Regions from separate parts of the Homo sapiens genome. Here region 1 is linked to region 2. The links are chromatin contacts, found by Hi-C or POLR2A ChIA-PET in ENCODE. All regions are on one chromosome and are shown on one strand. The core of a region is the stretch at or near the end of the contact, and the rest is flanking DNA. Distances in the headings are between cores, read along the strand shown.

What was found. Hi-C counts contacts between places; a loop is a spot of excess contacts on that map. ChIA-PET counts read pairs that join two places held with the same protein, here RNA polymerase II (POLR2A). Pooled maps may share reads with other maps.
Region 1: a map of heart right ventricle shows a loop between it and region 2 (2.2-fold over the local background). The contact joins two enhancer-like sites. A Hi-C loop is called at or near these places in 25 of 168 maps with a recorded cell type or tissue (Caco-2, HepG2, Right ventricle myocardium inferior and 15 more) and 26 of 50 pooled maps. POLR2A ChIA-PET finds 5 or more read pairs at or near these places in 3 of 52 experiments (A673, Panc1 and SK-N-SH).

Annotation. Positions count from the first base shown.
Region 1 is chr10:125,055,910-125,059,736 of GRCh38, reverse strand. All of the region lies in intron 2 of CTBP2 (C-terminal binding protein 2), which reads left to right. Among named protein-coding and RNA genes, the nearest start is that of MIR4296, 25 kb to the right of the region's middle. RefSeq lists enhancers at 467-1,214, 1,215-1,963. Within about 2 kb of position 2,321, at least 25 of the 41 ENCODE cell types and tissues checked have a DNase peak (open chromatin) inside an H3K27ac peak, as active enhancers do; they include ascending aorta, dorsolateral prefrontal cortex, gastrocnemius medialis and 4 more, where a contact is called at or near this core.
Region 2 is chr10:125,014,335-125,018,196 of GRCh38, reverse strand. The region is part of intron 3 of CTBP2 (C-terminal binding protein 2); the gene reads left to right. Among named protein-coding and RNA genes, the nearest start is that of MIR4296, 17 kb to the left of the region's middle. Within about 2 kb of position 1,459, at least 17 of the 41 ENCODE cell types and tissues checked have a DNase peak (open chromatin) inside an H3K27ac peak, as active enhancers do; they include ascending aorta, dorsolateral prefrontal cortex, gastrocnemius medialis and 4 more, where a contact is called at or near this core.

The DNA of each region.
Region 1 (3,827 bases), core at 1,072-3,571, 41 kb before region 2:
TGCCCACTGATGCAGTGTCAGTGGCCTTGGAGCATGGCTTCTGGGGTCGACGTCAAAAAACAGTGTGAAAATCTTAGCGTGGACATTAGGCTAATGGGTCCAGGTCAGGTGTGGATCAGGATGGGTTGGTGGTGACAAGCCTTGGGTCTGGAGTAAATTCCATCTAAATCATGTCACTTTTGGCTGGAGTGCAGTGATGCAATCTCTGCTCACTGCAACCTCCACCTCCCAGGTTCAAGCCATTCTAATGCTTCAGCCTCCCGAGTAGCTGGGATTACAGGCGTGCACCACCACACCCGGCTAATTTTTTGTATTTTAAGTAGAGACGGGGTTTTGCTATGTTGGCCAGGTTGGTGTTGAACTCCTGACCTCAAGTGACCTGCCCGCCTCAGCCTCCCAAAGTGCTGGGATTCCAAGCGTGAAACACCATGCCCGGCCTCAATTCACATTTCTGAAGTGAAATTGCGTATGTCTTACCCCTCACGTACCTTCATATCGCTGATTTTCTCCTCTATAAGCCAACAAAACCCAGCAGGATCCTGAAACAACTAGCATTGCTTGTGTCTCCTTTTTACTTAAACACGCCTCCCACCCCCACCGCCCACACTTTGTTTAGCACCAGCAAAGGAGACAAAAGTGACAGTGCCGTCTCCAGAAGGTTCACGCAGTGAGCCTCCGGTATCCATGCAGAAGCCTCCCCCTGCCCATCCTAGTGGTAAGGAAATCTCCTGAAGGTCCTCGTCACCTGCCTGACCGTGGGGATGTGCTTTTGGTGGTGGTGGAATCTCCGTGTGAAGAATTTGGTAGACTTGATTCTCTGATCTCTCTGTGCCTTTTTATTTTGAGACAGAGTCTCACCCTGTCGCCCAGGCTGGAGTGCAGTGGCATAATCTTGGTTCACTGCAGCCACCGCCTCCCGGGTTCAAATGATTCTTCTGCCTCAGCGTCCTGAGTTGTGGAGATTACAGGTGTGTGCCACCACACCTGGCTAATTTTTGTATTTTTAGTAGAGACGGGTTTCGTCATGTTGGCCGGGCTAGTCTCGAACTCCCGGCCTCAGGTGATCTGCCCACCGCGCCACCACACCTGACTAATCTTTGTATTTTTAGTAGAGTTGGGGTTTTGCCATGTTGGCCAGGCTGGTCTCAAACTCCTGACCTCAGGTGATCTGCCCGCCTCAGCCTCCCAAAGTGCTGGGATTACAGGTGTAAGCCACCGCGCCCGGCCGTGGCTTCACATTTCAACAGGGGAATAGTTGCGACACACGCCCATGCCTCGCTGTGTGAACACCGTCCTCCAGATCCTTGGCGGTTAGCTTGGAAAAGGCAAAACTCAGGGGGAGAGGAATGGATGGTTAGATCAGGTGAGAGCACCTTTATGGGACGGTGCCCAGGAGGCATCTTGTGAGGACGCAGCACTGTGTGTGCAATCGTATCACGTGAAGAACTTTTAACATCTTTCTGGAGTTTTCTGGTGCCTGTATTCTTTATAGTGGGTGACTTTGGGGAGGGCGCAGCTGCATATTCCAGGCTGGCTGGGTGCAACTGGGACCTCCACTTTGCCTACTGCACAGTGGTCAAGTTCAGGTGACAGTCCAAGAGTTTCTCCCCGTCAGGGCTCCTGTAAAACTCTGTAACAGTTCATAAAGAACAAGCAGAATACTAACTCCGAGAGGCCTCCAAGTTAGAAATGCTTTAGAGGAGAAGGCTGAAAAAGCACCTCCCGCCACCCAGCTCGTTGATGGCATGAAAGCACCAGGCCTCATTCCTGCCACGGCCCTGAGCCTGGCTTCCCGTGAGACCCTCTTGGGGGCCTGTGGACAGGAAGTGGGACGGCCAGGACCCAGACCTGTGACCTGCGTCAGAGTGTAACGAAGTCCAGGCCAGTCTGTTGCCCGAAGCACTGGGATGCTTTTTACTGAAGGAGTGTTTAAAAGGTAAGCTGGATCTCAGACAAAGCTCCTCCAAGAGGCTTCCAGAGGCTGGAGTTTTGTCAACAAATGAAACAGGCCCTATTTTAAGCCACGCTGTGTACCAGGACTTCCTGTTTTTCCAGAGAAACTTCTTGTTTTGGTTTTTGTGATGATGGATTTATTGAAACATTTGCTATTCAAGTGACCCTCTTTGTGTTCCAAGGAAAAAGTCAAGCTGGAGATTCTGTGGCCTGGAAAAGGGATACGCACTCACAGCAAAAACGTCATCCCCAAAAGACTCAGTCGGGGGGAGTCTGGGCCTCAGTGGCCGATCAGTGAATGGACAAAGAGCTAATTGCCAGTCAGGGGCCCAGACGGATTTCATAGCTCGGGGTTTGGCCTGTTGTTTAGAGGGAGGCGGGGGCTGGTCACAGGACAATTGAAAGGGGTTTTTGTTGTTCCTCTCAGGCTAAGTTAAGCCATGTGTGTGTCTCTCTTTCGAGGAGTGCTGGTCTGGCCAATCCCAGCCACGTAAATCCCACTCACTTCCTGCTGACCTTTTGACACCAACAGATGTTTTTTCTTACAAGTGTCATTAGGGCCTCTCTACTCGCTGACCTCATCAGATTGTGTTGAAGTCGTTTTCATCGGTTTTGTCTCTAACAATCCGTTTAACCCTTCCTGGGTGCCTCTCTGGGAATAAGATTGCACTGCCTTCTGGCCTTGCTGTCTCCCTCCTGCCCCCAGGACCTGGCATGGGGAACGGAGCCCAACCCAGAGGGCAGAGAGGCATGCTTCCCCGGCTGGGGGCTGCCCTGTGTACCCCGGGGACAGAGGGACCCTTGTGTCTTCCTCGGGAAGGTGTGATGGAGAAAGCAATGAGGGGCTCAACAGGTCCCTCGGAGAGAACCTTCCAGAGCTCTGCCTGTGGATACATGCTCTGATCACACAGCTCATCAAGCACTGGGGCCACAGACACGGACTGGGAGGTGGGTCCCCATGGCACTTGTGTGACCTGTCCGCATTGCTGCCCGTGATGGGGTTGGGAGCGATGGAGTTGGAGGTCCTAAGGCCACGGAAGTTTCTGTAGCCAACATCCCTCGACTAAGAGTGCAGACTGTCATCTGACCTGACTCTGTGGCCGTTCTAGAGGCAGGAGGATGGCGTTGGTCATTTAACCTTTCCATGAAGCTGAGGCACAAAGAGCAGCTGTGGGGCTGGCGGGTGACTAGAGGGAGTGAGTTTTCAGCAGATGACCCTGACTCCTGGGCCGCTGTGTTGTGATGTTATCTTACAGGCTCTGGGCCTCCTGGGCTCCTTAGAGCCAATGGCACACTCTTCTGAAGGCATCTGGGGTGGAGGGGGAGTGTGTGTATCCTGCCTGCACCTGAGGTTTCGGGGACTCACCTGAAGCCTCATCCAGAGCTGACAGACATCTGTGCTGGGCGTGTCCTCCTCCATGGCGTGCACGCCTTCACTGTGCAAACCAGCCCAGCAGAATGGAATTGCTGGCTGCTTATGCATTGTGTCAGTTACTACTCACAGCCGCTTAGAATAGTTCTCATCGCACATGGAGCATTCTAGAAGTGGTAGCTGCTTTTGTTTATTAGTTATTATTATTATTATTACTATTATTATTATTATTATTATTTTTATTTTTGAGACACAATCTCGCTGTATTGCCCAGGCTGGAGTGCAGTGGCGTGATCTCGGCACACTGTAACCTCTGCCTGTCAGGCTGAAGCAATTCTCCTGCCTTAGCCTCCTGAGTAGCTGGGACTACAGGCACGTGCCACCACACCTGGCTAGTTTTTGTATTTTTAGTACACACGGGGTTTCACCATGTTGGCCAGGCTGGTCTCGAACTCCTGGACTCATGATCTGCCCACCTCGGCCTCCCAAAGTGCTGGGATTG
Region 2 (3,862 bases), core at 210-2,709:
GAAGACTCTGGACATTTTTCCTCTGACAGACTCAGAGAGGTTCACCCCCTACCCTGAGTCCCACAGCAGGGGGTGGCCCATGCCATGATGATCCTCAGGCACGGTGCATTAGCACAGCAAGGGAAAATCAACAATGGTATACACTTGGGGAGGAGACACCAGTCCGAGCTGGAAGCCAAGGTCTGTGTCAGCAAGAGGAAACAGGACAAAGTGGCTGGGCTCTGGAGCAAGAGTCATGACGGGCTCTGGAGCAGCAGTCATCATGATGGGCTCTGAGGCTCGCTTCCCATGGGTAACACTGGGGTGATGGTGCCCACCCTACCTGCCCCCCACGGCTCTGAGAACCGCATCACACCGGAGCTGTGTGCATGGCAAGCTCAGGGTCCCCAGCTGGCTCCACGAGCACCTGCTGGTGTTTGCCTGGCTCCAGCTGCTGCCCTCAAGACCATGCTGCATCTGAGCTGCTCCGACTGCGGGGCCAAACTCCTTGCCCTGGATCATGCTGCTGCCTGGGAGAGTTCAGGGAATTAATTCTCCCAGTGAAGAGCAAATGCCATTCTTTTGTGTGATTAAATGGAATGTAAAATGTTCTTTGGTCATAAGAGGATTTAAGCTGGCTGTTGGGAACAGCTGTAACACACACAAGGGTAAAGTTTTAATAAATGGAAAAGTAAATGTAGGAAAAGGTGAGGGAGGGTGGTAGGGCCGGAACACAGCATCCCGTGCAATCCTGTACACAAGGATAGGTGGGAATTCTGCTCTGAGCTTCCTAGCAACCAAAGAAAGAGGGAAACTGATCACATAGAAGAATCACACTGCATGTAAGATGGGACCGATGAACCCGTTGCTCAGAAGCAGAGGTGAGTTTCTCCTGCCTTTATCGCCTCTCCAAAGAAGCGGCATCAGCGCTGGTTTGCAGTTTGCTTTCTGGCATTACCTCCCTGCTCCTCAGCCTGCACCTTCCTCCGCTACCCGTCGACAGCCTCCTGCGTGTCACCTTCTGATTTCACCAGGGCCTCATCCTGGTTGAAGTTGTTAAGCTCTTCTTGCACTTTGGCTGGATACAGTCAGCTGTTCTTTGGCGCTGACTTCCCCCGGGGTTCCTACCTCCTCTTCTGGCCCTGCCTCATTAAGGGATTGCATTAAGGGATTTTTCGTGGTGGAAGGAAGCTCTGCCTGCGGAACTGAATGTTGGCACCAACTGCCCAGCGCAGGCCAGTCCATTCCCCTTCCATCCACAGTGCTTAGAGCTGACCTCTGGCCTCTCAACCCAACACGTTTCCCCACTGGGGATTTGCCTATTAGATGCTTTTTATATGAAGGAATAAATATGCCTTTGTGATGGGTTCTAGTGTTTTCCTGTAAACTGGGCTCTGAGCCTGGGATGCTGTAGAAGTTACTAGATTTTAAGAAAAAGTTAGAGAAGAAAGAAGAGTGGAGGCGGCATCCAGCCAGCTGTTGTGCTGAGAATGTTCACTTCCTGGCTGTGAGCTGGGCCTGGGCGCAGCGCTCTTGGCCCTTGGCCTGCCGGACAGCAGTCCTCGCGGATCACTTTCCTCTTGGGTTTTAGGACCACTCGAAAAACGAGAGTGTGCTGCAAGCATGAGGCTTCTCCCTCTCCCATCTCAGCCTTGGCTGCCATAGCTAAGGAGGAGGGTGTTATTTTGCTTTTGTGGACATTCACCCTGGGAAATAAGGTGAGAAAATTAAGACTGGGTCTGCCAGGCTACAGGCTACTCAGGGTCCTTTTGCGGGAGGACGTGTTGTTCATTTCTCTGGAACACTGGTGGAATTGGTCCATCTGATTCCAAGGGACAAGCCAGCAGCCAGGGCGGCCATCCAGAGGGCTCCTGGTCCCGGCACTCATGGGCAGCCATCCCCTCGGGCAGTGACTCAGTGGTGGCCCCTGGAACTTGGCAGTGGCACTCGGCTCGCTGCAGGTTCATGGAACATCCAGGGCGTTTGCCCTCCTGGTTGCTGCTACTTCCTGTACCTTGGAGGAAAAGTCCCTTGGGGCACTGGGAAGGGTGGGCGGGGCCTCATGGCCTTCCTCAGCCTGATCGGGACCCACCAAAGGGTCCCAGACCCCAGTCTCACTGCACCCTGACCATCCCCTTCCCCGTCACCCCGGGTGGTGCCAGAGCCTTTTTGTGAGGTGCAGGGATCCGGGTACCCAGCGCACAGTAGGCGTTCTCAAACTTTCACACAGTGAGAAGTCAGACTGAGCCATCCATCTCTGGGTTGCCTGTGGCCTTTTTAGATTCCTGCAGAATCTCACCCAGCCCCGTGTGTGTCCACACTGGACACGCTGCCAGCCCAGCACCCAGCCTCTTGTGCGGCCGGCGAGTGAGTGTGCAGCAGCTGGCCGCTCTGCCAGATTCCTCTGGCAACAATTCGTACTTTTCTCTTCTCTATTTTCCCTTATTTTTCTCAAACATCCCCTTCTGTTGTTGTCAGGGGCACATTTTTAGAACTTGAGAGCTGTTCACCCAACACCTCCACCAGCGGTATCCACACAGCGGGCGGGCGAGGCGCCTTCTTGGAAGTGCTTCGGGGAGCACTGAGGCCAGCCCATCCCTCCTCAGCCTCGAGCCAGAGGGAGTCCTCTAGGGTTTGGGCTGCATGGGCTTCCGGGACGCCCTCCCAACTGCAAGACCGGGAGTGGACGGAGGGAGCCCTGGGAGCCCGGCTGTGGCCCCAGCGAGGCAGGGGAGGATGGCCAGGCCACACCAGGGACCGCACAGCAAAGGCTCTGTTTCAAAAACAGACGTCACGTTTCCTGCTTGTGGCCTGTGGGGTTGTCACTGATTTTTTGCATTGATATGAAAACCAGCAGTGCTTCTTTTCCATCTGGGCCATGGCTCTTCTGGGGACAGTGCAGGACTCGAAGAGAAGCTAATGGCCTTGCTTGGGTGGGGATGACTAGTTTTTTCTTTTGTGTTGGTCACTTGCTGGCAAGCGGGTTTTCCCACCTCACTGGCTGGTTGTCCAGCAGCGTGAATCCGCTGCCTGAGAAGTGAGTCTCCAAACAATCACAGCGGGACTGACCACGCAGGTTTCCCCATTACTGCGCTATGAAGCTCCCTCGGGCTCCGGTCACTCAGACCTAATGTCGAGGAACGTGGAGCACATTTTTTTCCTCTACCCAAGGAAGCAGATGTGTGGTAGCTGGTAAACATCCTCCACACCGCAGAGTATCTTCTAGGAAAACTGCCTGGTACGGGGAGCTTGGGTTGACGAACGCTCACTTTTCTTGGTTTTTATTCGCTTGGAGGTGAGATCTGATGATTGGCCCTTCTCTCTGGTTATTGCTGAAAAGGACAGAAGGGCGTCCCTGCCGGCCAAGGCGGCTGCTGGTGGCTCAACCTGGAGAGCCTGGATTCTGAGCAGCCGTGGTCACTGGTCTTGTCCACCACGGCTCAGAACTGGGTGAAACTCAGCTCCCCAAACTCATTCTTCCCGAGACTTTAGGGGAAGTGCTTCCTTCCAAGTCAGTGCTTTCTGGAGGGCTGGTGTTCCCGTCTCGGCAAGTTCTGCCTGGCCAGAGGCCTACGGGCTCAGGCATCTGAGGCACAGGGCATTTGGGCCATTTGCCAGGAGGCCGCCAAGAGGTTGCTCCCCGTAAGGAAGGTCAACCTCGTGTGCATTGAATCTTGCATTAACCCTCTTAGAGGCCAGTGTTAAGGGCCAAGTTGACATAGATCCATTTCTTGGATCAGGTGTTTGTTTTTTCAGTTAATTTTTTAGAGCCAAGTCTCACTCTGTCACCCAGGCTGAAGTGCAGTGGCACACTCATAGCTCACTGCAGCCTTGAACTCCTGGGCTCAAGGGATCCACCTGCCTCAGCCTCCTAAGTAGCTGG